2 separate regions of the Homo sapiens genome follow, and region 1 is linked to region 2. The links are chromatin loops, found by intact Hi-C in ENCODE. Cell type or tissue: gastrocnemius medialis. All regions are shown on one strand. Each heading gives the region's core, and the rest is flanking DNA. Links, peaks and the distances in the headings are about the cores only.

The links. A loop is a pair of places that touch in the nucleus more often than their neighbours do. Peaks named below come from ENCODE experiments on the same cell type or tissue, not always from the same donor. Only the 100,000 strongest peaks of a DNase experiment are listed, where the experiment ranks them.
Region 1: a loop joins it to region 2, with 7 times the contacts of the local background. A loop is called at or near these places in 3 of 110 quality-filtered maps.

The regions. Positions count from the first base shown.
Region 1 is chr2:23,520,209-23,528,730 of GRCh38, reverse strand. The region is part of intron 2 of KLHL29 (kelch like family member 29); the gene reads right to left. It overlaps LOC105374325 (a long non-coding RNA gene), which reads left to right. Exons shown (of 2, transcript XR_939831.2): 1 at 1-4,780. Among named protein-coding and RNA genes, the nearest start is that of LINC02923, 140 kb to the right of the region's middle. RefSeq lists enhancers at 4,328-5,527, 8,102-8,522. In gastrocnemius medialis, for the core only: no CTCF peak of the experiment used is centred there; DNase peaks (open chromatin) are centred at 4,210, 4,610 and 4,960; H3K4me3 peaks cover 3,166 bases; H3K27ac peaks cover 5,337 bases.
Region 2 is chr2:23,741,435-23,749,956 of GRCh38, reverse strand. It overlaps ATAD2B (ATPase family AAA domain containing 2B), which reads left to right. Exons shown (of 28, transcript NM_017552.4): 28 at 1-1,293. Among named protein-coding and RNA genes, the nearest start is that of ATAD2B, 180 kb to the left of the region's middle. In gastrocnemius medialis, for the core only: no CTCF peak of the experiment used is centred there; DNase peaks (open chromatin) are centred at 3,986 and 4,736; H3K4me3 peaks cover 333 bases; H3K27ac peaks cover 6,089 bases.

The DNA.
Region 1 (8,522 bases), core at 357-8,356, 220 kb after region 2:
GAAGTAGCCTTCACTTTGAGCTCAGTCCCCATTGATTGAGGGTTAACAGCGTGACATTATTAGTTTAATTTCACAGTCTAATCAGTTTCCTGCTTTATTGATCAAAGGACTTGGAGCAATTGTAATTTTGGGAGGCTGAAAAGTGAAATTCTGGGCTAAGGGAATAAAGCCTGGAGGCTCTCTGGGCTCAGGGTCCATGCAAGGGAGCGCGTGGCCTCGTCCTGTACAGCCCACCTTATAAGGGCTGCAGGGTCCACAGGTGACATCTCCAGTCACGTCTTCTTCCTCCCACTGTTGAACCACACGGAGAGTGCAGGAACTAGTGACTAACCAGCATCGGAAATGGAGACCAGCCTCGGAAACAGCCCCTCGCCCCACAACACCCAATCCCACACCCACCTCCAGCCATTCCGAGCCCCAAACCGGCCCAGGGCTTCATTGTTAAACACCCTCCGTCAGCAGAGCCCCATCTGTGCGATGGAATTTTTTTTTGTCACTTTTTCAAATCAGAATAGAAACAATTTTTAGTCTATAATTACCATTTCTTTTCTCAACAGACAAATGTTTCCTTTTAAATTGTAGGGCAGAAAAAGCAAAGAACAACATTTTAAACCAAAAAGAAAGACTAAAATTAATTTCTTCTTTACAGAAAAATAAAATACAACAGCTCTTAGAAGCCAGGTTTTTCTTTTCCCAAAAGAGCAACAAATGCAACAGTGTATTCACAGCCGCCATTAACTCCCATTTTAGAGGCAGGTCCCAGAGGGGTGGTGGTGATGGGGTCTGCAGTAGCCTGGGGGCCTTGCACCTTGATCTCCTGGCAGAGCCTGGGCTGCTCCTGATGTCTACGTTTGGTTGGGATGAATGGTCCAAAACCTTCAATGCAGAAAGCTGACTCGGGGTTTAGGGCTCCAGGAATCAAGATCAAGGCCTGGGGACTACCAGTTGCTCCTATGGAGGCTTGGGGTGTAAGCTAACCACCTGGCCCTCAGTTTCCTCACCTCTGAAATGAGAGCACAACCCATGTGGCGAGGTTGTTGGACAATTTCGTGGGCTGCGTGTTTTGGAACTCGAGAACACTGAACCAATCCTACTGCTTTCACCGTGCTGTCAAGACCAAGCCGACTCTTCGCTGAGAAAGGCTCTAGCTCTGTGCCCGGAGATGAACAGCCTCTAAGTTCTGCTCACAGCCTCTAAGTTCTGCTCACAGCTTTCTAAGCAGGCAAGCCTCTCCACCCACCCCAGGAAAGGGCAGTCCTTCCCTGCTCTGGGCTCCACAGTCTCTGAGCAGGCAGAAGGGATGCTGCAGACAGCATGGCGGGGCTTTTGCTGGGCAACACCCACGAGGGCCCTGCAGACACAGTGTGGTATACTAATGCTGCCCAGCCCCCACCCTGGGGTGGCTGGGGGGCGTGATTCTGAGGGAGGGGCAAGCACGTGCTGGCTCTAAAGGGGAGAAGAAGCAGGTCGCATTTAAGGACTGGAAAGAGGTCCAGTGTAGCTGGGCAGGGCCTGCTCAGGTGATGAAGCAGAGGCAGGAAACACACGTGTCCTCCGTGTGAGCCGTGTCTAGGGTCTGGGAGCCCATGTTAAGGAGCCTGGTTTCAGAATGGGCCAACATGGCCACCGTCGCCCAGTTCTCCTGGTTGAGGCTCCATCCCCACTCCCCATCCTAGCTTCCTAGCAGGGAAGTGACACAACACATGTCCACCAACGCAGGATACCAGCCCCGTGTGGTCACTGCTCAGCCCACCATGCTAACCCCGAGCACGAAACCCTGCGGGGGCTCCCTGTTACCCAGAGCTATACTGGTAAATGTTTAACACCCGGCTCTGCTGGTGGTGGTGGACAAAAAAAACCCACCCAGACCCTGATGTGCATGCAGCGTTCATCAGTTTCTGTTGTATAAATATTCCCACTGTGGCCGTTTCGAGCTACCAAGGTGCTGTCTCCTAATGAGGAGCTGGGAAGAGACGTTAACAATGGGCTCTTGGGAGCCACGGAGCCAACCCCAGCTCACCCCACGCTAGAGACTTGTGAGCTGGGTGTGGAGGGCAGGCCACAAAGGTGCTGCTCTGGACCCACGGCTGCTGCTGCTCTATGACCATGAGGAGGCCAGGTCACTCTGGTAGGCAGAGGGCAGAGCAGGCCACCAGCCCACTAGGCTCCTCTCTCTCCCCTCCAACCTTCAGTGGTTTTTCCCACCATCTGCTGGATCTCGTCCAGACACCTCACCTGGAATTCAGGGCGTCTCAGGCTCTCTCCAGGCTCTCCTCCCCCGGCCCCTGCAGAGCCCTCTGCACCAGCCTCGTGCCTCCTCGGCGTTCCTTAGTCACGCATGGGCTGTCCCGCTGCCAGGCCAAGAGCGCAGCATTTGTGGTCCCTCTGCCTTCGATGCCACCCCTCCCGCATGCCCTGACCACAGCTCTGGTTTCCCCTCCCCTGTGACGCTTCCTCCGACCGCCCACGTTCCTCTGAACTGCATGCGCTGGCAATGAACACCACGACTGCACGTGGGCATCCCCTGCCAGACTGCACACTCCATGCAGCTTCCTCTAGAACAAAGGCTCCAGAATCTTCTACTCAATGACTTAACACTCCTCACGATGGGATCCCTATTCCAGGTTTTTCCTAACCTGCTTTTCCCTTTCAGCCTTTACCTTCCTCTCAAGGAAGCAGAGGAGGGCAAACATTAGGGCCCAACATCCACGCTTCTGAGGACACAATGGCTGCAGGTCCACGGATGTCAGGGACGTGACTTGCCATGGCCAGATGAGGCCAGAAGGGTGGCTGGGTTGCATCGGGAGGAAGCTTCGTGCCAGCTCCAGGCCACAGTAAGACAATCACATCAGGACAGGTGGGGCCTGGGGCAGCAACACAGGATCCCTAGAATGAGCCCGAATAGGTGGAAAAAGGCAACTGGGCGTCCTGCGCACCTGATAGCTTTCTAAAAATAGCGGGTGGGCCCTGGCTCTGCTGGCTCGCCTCGGGTGGGGGGGGGGGGCAGGGGCTGGGGCTCACTCGGCCTCTGGGGAGCGAGGAAAGTCCCAGCAGGTTCCATGCCTTACTCTTCCCAGGCAGGGCAAAACCAGGCCCCTCGCCGCCAAGCTCAGGACGGGGGTCTGGGCCTTGCTCCTGCATCTCCTCCCCCTTAGCTCCATCCCACTGCCTGGCCAGAAGGAACTGTCCCTTGGCTGCTGGTCACGCAGGAGAGAGAGGAAGGGAGACAGGGCAAGAGCAGATGCCAGCAAGCTCCGGCCACCATTTCTTCTTGGCCATGGAAGCTGGGTACACAGACATTCTCCTCAAACCAAGGCACTGACGGCATTGAACAGAAATGTCATGGTCTGAAGCCACGTGGTGTAGCGGAAAACAAGAAAAGAAGAAATAAATTCTCTGGGCCAAACCCCAGAAGTGTCCTCTGCCCTCCCAGTCCCGCAGGCTCAGGGACAGGCAGTGGGCAAGGAGACAAAGAGAAAGTTCTTCTCTTCCAGGCGTGGGCCTGGCCTTAGCCTGTATTCTCAGTCCTCAAGTCTTCTCTGGCTTTTTCCTCCCTCCTACGTGCCGAGACAGGAATACTTAGCTCCCAGCACCTTGAAGTCAGGCATTTGGCCTCCCCTCCCAGCATCAGTGCCATAGCTGCACCTGGAGTGCTCAGCTGATTTGAGGAGATCTTTTAAAAACAAATCTCATTCATTAAAAGTAACAGTATGTATTCTTACGAGCCAGAATGTCAGCACATTTTAGAGATCACTAAGTCATCCAGCTGAGAACCAAAGTCTGAGAGAGTTTGGATAAAAAAAATTACAGGCAGCAAAATTACTTTTAAGATCCCCATGAAATAGAAATGGCCTCCCTCCCCACATGGAAAATGCCTTCCAATTCTTTTGCTGAGAGGCAGGAAGCCTGGGAGGCTTTTGTTTTCCTGTAATGTTTTCATACCAAATGTGTTCTGCTCACCATGAAGTCCTTCAGAAACTTTGACTTTTAAATCCAGCTTTCTGGACTCTTGGGAGGGACACATGCACAGCACTGGAAAGGGTGGCAAGGCCAGCAAAGGAACGGAACAGATCGAATCAGAGGTGTCCTCTCAACCACCTCGTCCCTCCACCCACCCCCTCTCTGAGTTGAAGGCCACAGATGCCCGCAAGCATGTTCCTCCTCACTTGGGCAGAGCAGAGATCATGTTGCTGAAATGTGACACCCAGCCCACTGGCCTGCCAGCCGTGTGGCCACCCTGGCACCAGTGCACGCGCGAGCCGCCCACCCGTGAGCCATGAACATCCATCACCGTGACTCACAGCTGCTGCCCTGCTTCTCCTGCCGACGCCTCCCGGGAGCCCGGGGCAGGACCTAAAGGTATTTCCTGGCCTGCTACTTCCTGGGTCTTCCTGAGCCCCTCCGAGCCAAGGCCGGCCCAGCAGGCGCCTGTGCTTCTGTAGTCTCTTCTGCCCTGCCTGCCCGCTCTGGGTTTGGTGTAATAGAAAGAGATGTGGATGAGGAGCCGGGCACTTGGGCCTGGGTGGCTCTGCCACTCCCTAGCACAGCACTGAGCAAGTCATCCCCCGCTCCAGCATCGGCTTCCTTTTCCGAGAAATGGGAACACTTGCATCTCCGCTACCTACGACACTGAGGTGTCATGGGGAGAAAAAACCCTAGATGGGGAAGGCCTTCGGAAGAGGAAGGCATGCTGGTAAAAAAAACTCATTCACATGACAGAGCAACGCTGGTGGTGTTTAGGCAAGCTCCCGAAAGACGCATGGAATCTTCTCTTTACGAGGTAAGTACTTACTTCAAGGTCCCTCTTTCCTCTTTGGTAAAAGGAATTGTAGAAGCGTGCCAAGTCCAAGCAGTACAAACAGCAAATAATCACTTGGAAGAGAAGCTTGTTGAAATGAGTCTTTGCTGGGGACAAGGCCGGCTGGCAGGCTTGGCCTATAAATCATTGCTCCCTCGTCGGCTTATTGGCTCTTGCAAAGAGATGAACTCAGCTGACTCTGACATTTCCCAGCTCCTACGACTGTGGCCTGCACACAGTAGGTACTTCCTCAATGTTTGTTGAACTGAATAATGGCAAAGGCAGCTGGGAAGTATGAGGGGGTAAAAGCCATGTCCACCCAAATAGGAGACTCACTACGTGAAGCCAAGGCGAGGAAAAAAATCCAAATCAGACGTGGCTTCAGTCTGTAGCCAGAGTGCAGTTCATTCCTGCCAGCCTTAGCTGAAAGGGATTTTGGCGGGGGGAAGCTAAGGGAGGTTAGAATTAACATACTTACTGTATTATGTTGCAGCAGTGATAAGACTAAAATTTTAGGATTTTCTTAATGAGACTCCTGCATTTACTGGTTTTCCTTATCAGCACTGGCAAGAACCACCGTTTAGTATTTATGTCCTTTGCTTTAGAATAGAGGAAGGATCATAAGAGGGGTTGGAAAACTCGCTCTACAAAATGGCTCTGCTCCCTTTCTGCTCTCGCTGTGGCATGCAGGCCCTCTGCCCCAGCCCACCCTGGGGTGGACCGTGCTGCCGCTGACAGGCACCCAGGTGGCAAAGCTTCCTGAGTTCCGGGTTTGCTGAACAAAATGCACACTGGTGCTGGTAAAGAAACCAGTGGAAGTGAGAATGCCAGGCAGTTCTGAATGCCTCTGCCCCCCAAGGTTCTGAGAACCATCCCCCCTCCCCACTAAATGCCCGTAACCACCCCCACAGGCAGGCGCATAGATTCTAACATTCAGTTCTTCAGAGACGGCTCTAACACCTGCTCTCGTGGTCAGCTCCACAGGGAACGCAATCAGGGCACTGACAAAGTCGAGTCCATGCAGGTCCTCACATCTGCACAGCACTGGTCACCTCTGCAGGGCTGGGCTTACTCTGTAAACTCTGTGGCGGCAGCAGGGGAAGAGCTGCACGTCCAACAGCCTGGCCTGGAGGTGGTAGATGGCTTTAGAGAGAGTTGCCACTGGAGTCAGGAATAAAAGCTCGGGGGTCCAGACTCAGGGCTTGGGTTGGAGGAGAAGAAACTCTCTCTCCAGAGACTGAGCCATGGGTTTCCCCACTCATACTCAAGGCTACCAGCCTACTTTGTGGGAAGAGAACCCAAAAGACCCGCCTCACCTTCCCACCCCACCTGATGACTCTCCAACCTGCAAAAAGCTTTTTTTTTTTTCTGATCAGATTTCAAAAAGGTAAAAGGTCTTCCATCTGCCCAGAAATAAGAACAAGCATCCTTCTGTGATCCCAAACATAACCAAAATTCAAAAAGCAATCAAAAGGGCCTTAGAGGCTGGGTGTGGTGGCTCACACCTGTAATCCCAGCACTTTGGGAGGCTGAGGCAGGTGGATCACTTGAGGTCAGGAGTTCGAGACCAGCCTGGCCAACATGGTGGAACCCCATCTCTACTAAAAATACAAAAATTAGCCAGGCGTGATGGTACACGCCTATAGTCCCAACTACTCAGAGACTGAGGTGGGAGAATTGCTTGAACCTGGGAGGTGGGGAGGTTGCCATGAGCCAAGATCATGCCACTGCACTCCAGCCTGGGCAACAGAGCTAGACTCCATCTCAAAAGAAAAAAAAAAGCCTTAGAATAAACACACACTGAAGCTTGGTGTTCACAGGCAAGCCCCAGCATCCTTGTTCATAGCCTATGGATGCTTCCTTTGCAAACAATTCTAACAAGCAGGTCCACAGCAGGTCAGGTGGGTACTAGTGCTTTAGGCAAAAACAATGACCATGGCAAGTTTAACTAATGAGAATAAGGGGAGATGCAGAAAGGCTGTGAAAAGCAGGTGCACAAACTTAGTAAGCATAGTGAGCTTTGACCATTTAGTTCAGGGATAAACGTCCCAACTACCTCTACGGGACCCCTGAGTATTGATGCATCATTGCATAATTAATGATACTACTAAGACCACAGACTGCTTAAGAGTGTGGGCTTTGGAATTCAACAGAGCCTTACGTCCTGGCTCTGATGTTTACCATCTGGCTGCAGTCTATTGAACAACGTGCTGAAACTGAGCCTCTGTTTCCTCCCAAGAAATGGGGTACAGGTAGTTACTACTCTTAGCTATGGGGAGGATGCTGCCTGCCTGCAAAGTGCTCAGTGTCTGGGTCACCTGGAGCATGTTCCCTGCAGAGACATCAATAGACACCAGGGAGGAGGCAGAGAGGAGTGGCTACTGGGCCTGAGGATGCTGAGGGAGCTCATGACTGCCCAGCTGGCCCAATGCAGCACATGGACCTAGGGGACAGGCTGCACCTGCAGCTTCACTGTACTAGGGAGAAGGCCCTGACTCTGAAACCCTGTGTGAAGTTAGAGCACCAGTCCTGCTAGAGGTTTCTGACATGGCTGAGTGGAAATAAAGTCTGCTTGGAAACTTCCAGTGCACGAACCTCGCCTCCAAGGGTGCCATGTAGGAGTCCCTTGTCCTTCCTCCTGCAGGCAGAGCTGGCTAGGAGGGCTTGGGCCACAGCCTTCCCTGGGAGTCCTTCTGCATGGCCTTCTGCATGGCCACAAGGAATGCCCTTGGGGAAGCCCCTCGAAGCAGTCCCCTCCCAGGATACCTCCTGCATGTATCCCACACCACATGGCAGGCAGGGGGCAGATAGACGGATACAGGAATATCCACCATCGACTCTCCTAATTCTAGCCATCCGGTTATGTACGTAGCTTGGGGTAAGGCAAAGAAAAATATCTGAGAAGATGGAAACACCCCTGAGGGGGAGCGGGGGGGGGGGTGGTCTTTGTAAAATGAAAGCAGTAATCAGAATTTGTATATGGAGGAAAGAAGACAATTGTGGAAACTATGCATCCTGAACTCGGGTTTATGATAATGTAACATTTCTAGCAATAATATTTGGGGAGAAAAGACAGATGAAAATGAACTGAACTTTATTCGGGGATCTCATTACGATGACTGTGGTTCCTTTTGTTAAAATACTGAAATTCCTATAATGAGATTTGTGTTGTACTAAGAAGAAATGTATGAAAGAGTCACCTTAAAGCATGGGAAAACTTTCATCCACTGTGAAACCAAAGTTTCTTTCCTTAAAGTGTTGGGAGTACGTAAATAGTCCACTGAAAGAAAAGACTTGTATAAATAATCACCTGCGCCTGTCCTTCCCAGTGGGCTCTGACAGTGCCATGATCTCAGGGCCCAGGAAACAGAGGTCAGGGCAGTGGCCTGACCTTGGCCTCCAGCAAAGGGAGGGAAATTCCAGTAGGTCCCCTCCTTGGATTCCAACACAAGCAAACACAGCCAGCTTTGTTCTTATTTTCCTCCATCACCCCGGCTGGGAAGGCTTTGTTTTTGTTTGAAGTAGTCAACGAATCACAGAAGGCCCTGAAAGCCCCTTCAGGCTCCTTTCCCTCCAGCCCTCCCTGGGTGCAGATCAGGCACCTGAGGCCCTGGAAGGCTTAGGTATCTGAGCCCATGAAAGCGCAGAGGCCAAGCCCAACAGAATTAACACGATGAACACCCCTGCCCTGTACCCCGTTTTGAGGTGGATTTGGCCTTGTCTG
Region 2 (8,522 bases), core at 326-8,325:
TCTTGCTGCACTATTTTTTTTTAAATATTTATTCCAGTTATTCTAATTCAGAAGCATTCTTTTCAAGTAACAGCAGCACTTGTGAAAGGAAAAAAAAATGCACATGTTTCTTAGTAGGTTACTAAATTTGTACAATTAATTAAGATTTTAGCCATCAGTGAGTTTGAAAAGGGAAATGTATTTATTTTCAGCATTAAAATGCTTCCAAAAGATCAAGTTGCTTTTGTTTGTTTGTTTTTTTAACCGTAATGTAGATGGAGAAATTGGAGGCAACCTCAGTATAGGAACTGCCACTTTGAACAGTTTAGGTCTTAAAGAGAAAGTCAATCTAATGCCAAGGGGAGAACAATGAGCTGAAATTGTACCAACTCCTCTGGCCCTCCTTCCCTCAATTAAAAAAACACACTTACCAGTTTTGCTTATTTTACAGATATCTGGTGGTTCTATAGTTTAAAGCAGCTTGTGAAATTAAAAAAGTGGACTCAATTTTGTTTACCTTTCTGTAAGTTTTTCATTTTTGCTGTATAGCATTGGCAAAAATATGTACAAATTGACCTCTGTTCTTATTTCCTATTGTGAGCATTATAAAGATAAGCTCCTATGTAAAACCTTGCTCTCAGATGAGTAAAATATGTATCACAGCATAGCTCAGCAATAATTCATGCTCAGCTGTGGGGACCCTGGGGGCTTTTTGAAGATGATGGAACCGCACTAGGGTTGAAACTGATGGCTGTGGAGTTAATTGTGTTTTCGAGCTTGAATCTCACCTGTGATTTTTTTTTTTTAATGTTGTTTCATGACTTGATTTTTCTCATAAGCCAATGTATTTGTAGGTTTACTGGATTTTATTTTTAGGGAGTGGGTAATTTCTTCCCTTTTTTGATTAAGTTGGTTCAGCTATGGTGCTATTCAGTAGGTATCTTCAGTGTCAGGTCCCGTAGCTGAATGCCATTGTTATTATAATTATTATTTGTAATCACATTGTAAGCTTGAATTTGGGCTTGTACCTGCATCTTTTGTATTCTGTACATCTGGTTACTTAGACTTTGGGAGTCCAATTTGGTTTCAGTCATGTATGTCTACTTTGTAGTTTAAGTAGACTTCATCAACTATGGTCTATTTTGGGTTTGTAGTTTTAATTTAGAATTGTGTTAAATTGATGTTTTGCATTTGACTTCATTTGACATTAGTTGAAGTAAATTATTTAATTTTTGAATTCTGGAATTTGAACATTTACTGTAATTTGTAATATAACTGCTGTGAAATACTTGAATAAAGATGACAAGAAAAACATGTCTTTCTTTAGCTTAATTATGATCACTGTTGGCTACAAATGCAGTGCTACTTTTCTAGCTGATTTAGACTGTTTTAGAGAGAGGCATATTGCTGGTTATTAAGCACCCAAAAAGTCGTGTTATATGTTCCTTTTAGATTTTAAGTACACCTCACGATTTTTTAGCTGAAAGCTTTTTATGTTGAGAAAGCGTGGTTTTAGTTTTAGTTGAAGATTGTCTAAAATATGTTGTATAGAAGCAAATGGATTACTTCTGAGATTTGTTTTTCTAGCTGGAAGACTATACGATAACATATGATCAGGTCATATGGTTCATTAGTTTAAAATGTTTTCCTTTTTATCGGGTTGTTATCAGTATACTTTGTACAGTATAGCACATAATATGGACAGAGATTTCATACCAGAGTTTTGAAGGGCTTACTTCAAGTGAGTAGAATGTTCTTGGCTTCAGAATACCTATTTTTCCTGTGTGCCTTGAGACACCTTTTCATGTTCCTGTAGTACACTGATCTTCCTCAATATAAATTCTTACTTTTGTTTTTTGAATCACAGTAAAAAAGATGGATTTTAGTTAAGACTTTGTTTTGCCTGATTTTTCAGATTCTATAATTTCAACTTTTGTCTGTATCAAAAGATTGTTAATAATAAACCTGCAAAACATATTTTTAACACTGTCTGAATGTTTAGATAAAAAGCTTATAATTTGAGGCTCAATCAAGTTTTTTGGATTCTGGAGATGAAGTTTTATTTATCTAGTTTTAGTTTCCATAAGACTCAAAACTACAGTAAAATCTGAGGCAAATCTTTAAATCTATTTCATGTTATCCCTGTACCCTGACACCTACAAAGTTATCTAGTGACTGTTTAAAAATATATACATTCCCTCTTTTACCCCCACATGTATATGTTTGTTATGTGCCTGACATTATGCCAGGCATGTGGGATACACAAATAACATATTCCTGTTCTCAGGTAGCTTAGAGTCTGCCAGGGGAATTGGTATATATACCAGTAGTAATGATTCAGTGGAATAAGTGCTTTAACAGAAGGGACACAATAACGTTCAGAGTTCTGGGAAGGGAACCAATTAATTATGTTTAGGAATGGGGGAAATAAGGAAAGACTTCAGAGAAAGTTGGCATTATATTTGCTCTTCATCTCTATCTGGCTTTTCTAGAGTCGATCCCCACTTTACCAAAGTTTGTTCTTGTTTTTTTGTGTGTGTGACCTTTCATATTACATCAGATGTATTGTTACAGAATCTAAACCCTGCCCATATTTCAGGGCTGTATAGTATTATATATATAATATACATACTATGTATGTATGTGTAATATATATATATTACACATATGTATATATATGGCGTATGCTGATCTTTCTTCAGAAATTAGCTATGTTTTGTACTGCATTACATAGTAAGTTACTATGTAAATATAATTTATAAAACAGTAATTTATTCATGAGGGAAGGGGAGATAGAAAAGTATTATATTTCTTCTGTATTCCCTATAGGAATTTGAAGCAGTGCAGGATTCAGTAGATGCTTATTTAATTCCTTTAGATTTGCATGACATAGAAGGCACAAATTTACCTTAATCATTTTTTCATTCATTTATAAAATACATAACAAGTGCCTACCATGTATCAGGCACTGTTGCAGGTGCTAGAAATAAAGCAGCAAACTAAACAGAAAAAGTCCGTGTCTTCATGGAGCTTAAATTCTTTCTGATGTTGTGTGCCAGGTTTCTGTCATGGTTGATCAGAGTTCACATTATTTTTTAAAAGTGTGGTGCTCTTAAAAGCTCTTAAAGCACTTTTAAATTTCATTAAGCAGTGAATGAAGCATTTTGTTATTAAAAATTTGCCAGGAACTCTGCTTTTTCCTTCTTGCTTCCCTTATATTCCCTATCTTGGTGAGAAACCTAGCTGTCAACCTGAACTTTATCTTCTTTATGACCCATCTCATTCTAATCATGCAGCACATTCTGTTGATTTATTTTCCCCCTAAGCATGTCTCATACCTATCACCCTTTCTCCATTCCTGTTATCTTAGTTTGGGCACTAATCCTTTTGTTTGGACTAGTGTAATAGCTGTCAGTTCAGTAAACATTTAAGCATTTATTCAGTGCCTACAGAGTGCTAGGCATTGAGGGAGCATAAAGATGAGCAAGACATTGTGTCTGTCTTCAAGGACATTTTTATAATTTAACATACTTATATCACGTTTACTAGGTGCTGGAGACTATTCTGAGTGCTATACAGACACAAATGCAAATTCTTTTCATCTTTACAAGAACCTTATGAGATAGGTGCTATTATTATCCCCATTTTACAGATCAGGAAACTGAGTTATAGATTAATTTGCTCAAGGTCACACATCCAGGATTCAAATGTAGGCAGTTTGGCTCCAGAGTTGATGCTTTTAATCACTATGCTTGACTGCTTCTTGTGGGGGTAGACAGATAACAAACATCATTTCAGTCTAATACGGCATGTGTTAAGATTGAATTTTATATTAGGCACTGTAGGTATACAGAGGAGGAGCATGTAACCTAACCTCAAGGAAGCCTTTCTGGTTCCTTGCCTGAGCTGAGGCATCAAGGTGGGAAAGGATTTCCAGGCAGAAGGAACAACAGAAGCATAGGCTGAGAAGTGAAATAGCATGACAGCTGCAGGGGAAAGTACAGGCAGTTCTCTGTCATCACAGGTCAACATCTGTTTCACAGATTTATTTGAGCAACTGCCAAATAAAGCAAGTGCCAGAGCACTGTTCTTGGCAAGGGAGTTAACAGCTGAAGACAGGACAGCAAGGTCCTTGCTTTTTGGAGCTTACAGTCTAGTCAGCAAAGAGTAAACAAACAACATGTTACCTAACAGTGGTAAATGCTTGGATGACAATAAATACAGCAGTAGTATTAGTAGCAGCAGACAACTGAGTGCCAGGTATTATTACAAGCATTAACCATTTAATTATCACAGCAACTGTGGGAGGTAGGTACTGTTGTTGGTCCCATTTAAGAGAAGGGGAAACTGAAATAGAGAATGCTTAGGTGACTTGCCCAAGGTTACACAGCTAACATCAGGTTGGGGGGTCCTATCTTGTGGTGTGGCTTTAGAGATTGAATTTTTAACCCATCAATCATTAAGGTGAATGGTAAATTCCTTTGCTTGTATTCAAGTCTTCCTTCCTTCCTTCCTTTCCTTCCTTCCCTTCCCTTCCCTTCCCTTCCCTTCCCTTTCCTTCCTTCCTTCCTTCCTTCCTTCCTTCCTTCCTTCCTTCCTTCCTTCCTTCTTTCCTTCCTTCCTTCCATCCCTCTCTGTCTCTTTCTCTCTTTCTCGCTTGCTTTCTTTCTTGCGTGCGTGCTTGCTTGCTTGCTGTGGAGTCTGGTTGTGTTGCCCAGACTGGAGTGCAGTAACACGATCTTGGCTCACTGCCGCCTCTGCCTCTCAGGTTCCAGCGATTCTCCTGCCTCAGCCTCGTGGGTAGCTGGGATTAGAGGCATGTGCCACCACCCCTGGCTAATTTTTGTACTTTTTGTAGGGACGGGGGTTTCACCATGTTGGCCAGGCTGGTCTTGAACTCCTGACCTCAGGTGATCTGCCCGCCTTGGCCTCCCAAAGTGCTGGGATTACAAGCGTGAGCAACCGTGCCTGGCCTCAAGTTTTTCTAGGAATAAACATTTTTAAATAGTAGAATACCACAGAGAATAATACAACATGCATGTTCCTACCACCCAGTATTAAATGTTAACAATTTGTCATACTTGTTTTAGTTCTTTTTTGAAAAGAAAAAATTTCAGAGAAGATTTAAGTCTACTTTCTACCCATTCCCAATCCCATTCGTTTTCTTTCTTTACTGGTGGCAGCCACTGTGATGATTTTGACGAATATCCTGTCTGTGTTTTAAATTATTTTATTTGAGAAGGTAATAGTATGCGGCTGGAGTCAGACTGTCTGAATTTGAATCCTGGTTATGTTCCTTCTTGGCTATGCAACATGTGACAAATTATTTCACCCCTCTGCAGGTCAGTGTACTTATCCATAAGATGGGCCACAGTGATAGCACCAACCCCATGGTGGTTACTGCAATGATTACATATTTGAGTGAATATATGTAAAGCACTTAGAACAGTACCAGGCACATAGTAAGTGTTCAAGAAATTTCAGTCATCTTTCTAAACATTTGTATGTGTCTATAAACATTGTTTTGTGGGTTTAAAAATGTCTATAAATGGGATTAATATCTTTAAAATTTATATATTTTAAAGTCAGAAACACATGTATGTAGTTTAAAGAATGAAGTAGTTCTAGAAGGCTTGTTATAAAAAACAGCAGTTCCCTGATTCTAGAACCCTCCTTCTCCAAAAAAAAAAAAAAATTCTCCCAGGAGCCAATTGTTTTCAACACCTGTAGCTGATTATTTGATGTTTCTAAATACTATTCTTAGATGGCTACTTTTTATTTTCCAGTTTTAGTCATTTTCTTTTGATTTCCCACCATTTAAAATATAGTAATATCTGCCCTCACCACACGTTTCACACTTCTTGTCCTCTCGTCCTCCCAGTTGTTTATAATTTTGGTCAGATCATTATTCAGTATTTGCATTATTGTGTCTATGTAAAAATTATTGACAGTGGAACTATTTAGTGTACTATGATGATGTTTCCTTTCTTGTACACCTTTTTGTTAATAATAGTCTTCATTGTATTTATTTACCTGTTTTTTTATGTATAATCATGAGTTTGAACCCAGCACGCCTTTATTCCCAGCATTTTGGGAGGCTGAGGCAGAAGGATCCTTGAGCCCAGGAGTTCAAGACCAGCCTGGGTAACATAATGAGACCCTGTCTCTACAGAAAAATTAAAAAATTAGCCAGGCTTGGTGGCATGCATCATAGTCTCAGCCACTCAGGAGGCTGAGATGGGAGGACCACTTGAGCTTGGGAGTTTGAGGCTTCAGTGACCCAAGATCGCAGCACCTGCACTCCAGCCTGAGTGACAGAGTGACACCCTGTCTCAAAAAAACAATTTTAAAAACTAGTTTGTTCCTCAGTTCATCCCCAGCAATCCAACTCTCTCTCTCTTTTTTTTTTTTTTTTGAGTCGGATTTTCGCTCTGTTGCCCAGGCTGGAGTGCAGTGGTGTAATGTCGGCTCACTGTAACCTCCACCTCCCGGGTTCGAGCGATTCTCCTGCCTCAGTCTCCCAAGCAGCTGGGATTACAGGCATGCGCCACCATGCATTATTTATTTTTATTTCGCAGAGATGGGGTTTCACCGTGTTGGTCAGGCTGGTCTCGAACTCCTGACCTCAAATGATCCACCTGCCTCGGCCTCCCAAAGTGCTGGGATTACAGGCATGAGCTACTGCGCCTGGCCCCAACTCTTGTTAGTATCACCAAACATGTAAGGTATTATAGCATTTCATTTTCTTGAGAAAATTTCTCCTGGAACATTCTAACCCTTTCCAATTTTGCATTGGTGTACACCAAGGTCTTGCATAGTCATTTTTTTTTTTTTTTGGGCGAACATCCTTCACCTTTCTCTTGCACTGAATCTTATATCTGGACTTTTCTCATTTATATCCTGTATTGCTGCTGAGAAGTCGGTGCTTTTCTGCTTATTGTTTTGTTTTCCTGATTTTGTTTCCTTCTCCTAAGGCTTTCGTAATTTTCAGTTTTCCTCTGATGCTCTGGAATTTCACAGACCTGTCTGGGTGTGTGTCTAAATGTTACACTTTTCTTAGGCCTCTCTACTCTGGAAAATCATGTCCTTTTAGTCTGAGAAATTTTCTTGAGTGAATTTTTCACTTTTAGAACTACTGTTATTCAGATCTTGGCCTTTCTACAGTTCTGTTATTCCTTCTTAATTTTTACTTTGGTATTTAGTTTTTAAGAGCCATTTGGAGTTCTCTTGATTTTTTTTTTATTGTTCCACTTTTTAAAATTTGTATTTTATTATTATACTTCAAGTTTTAGGGTACATGTGCACAACATGCAGGTTTCTTACATATGTATACATGTGCCATGTTGGTGTGCTGCACCCATTAACTCGTCATTTATCATTAGGTATATCTCCTAATGCTATCCCTCCCCCCTCCCCCCACCCCACAACTGTCCCTGGTGTGTGATGTTCCCCTTCCTGTGTCCATGTGTTATCATTGTTCAATTCCCACCTATGAGTGAGAACATGTGGTGTTTGGTTTTTTGTCCTTGCGATGGTTTGCTGAGAATGATAGTTTCCAGTTTCATCCATGTCCCTACAAAGGACATGAACTCATCATTTTTTATGGCTGCATAGTATTCCATGGTGTATATGTGCCACATTTTCTTAATCCAGTCTATCGTTGTTGGACATTTAGGTTGGTTCCAAGTCTTTGCTATTGTGAATAGTGCCGCTGTAAACATACATGTGCATGTGTCTTTATAGCAGCATGATTTATAATCCTTTGGGTATATACCCAGTAATGGGATGACTGGGTCAAATGGTATTGCTAGTTCTAGGTCCCTGAGGAATCGCCACACTGACTTCCACAATGGTTGAACTAGTTTACAGTCCCACCAACAGTGTAAAAGTGTTCCTATTTCTCCACATCCTCTCCAGCACCTGTTGTTTCCTGACTTTTTAATGATTGCCATTCCAACTGGTGTGAGATGGTATCTCATTGTGGTTTTGATTTGCATTTCTCTGATGGCCAGTGATGATGAGCATTTTTTCATGTGTTTTTTGGCTGCATAAATGTCTTCTTTTGAGAAGTGTCTGTTCATGTTCTTCGCCCACTTTTTGATGAGGTTGTTTGTTTTTTTCTTGTAAATTTGTTTGAGTTCATTGTAGATTCTGAATATTAGCCCTTTGTCAGATGAGTAGGTTGCAAAAATTTTCTCCCATTCTGTAGGTTGCCTGTTCACTCTGATGGTCGTTTCTTTTGCTGTGCAGAAGCTCTTTAGTTTAATTAGATCCCATTTGTCAATTTTGGCTTTTGTTGCCATTGCTTTTGGTGTTTTAGACATGACGTCCTTGCCCATGCCTATGTCCTGAATGGTATTGCCTAGGTTTTCTTCTAGGGTTTTTATGGTTTTAGGGCTAACGTTTAAGTCTTTAATCCATCTTGAATTAATTTTTGTATAAGGTGTAAGGAAGGGATCCAGTTTCAGCTTTCTACATATGGCTAGCCAGTTTTCCCAGCACCATTTATTAAATAGGGAATCCTTTCCCCATTTCTTGTTTTT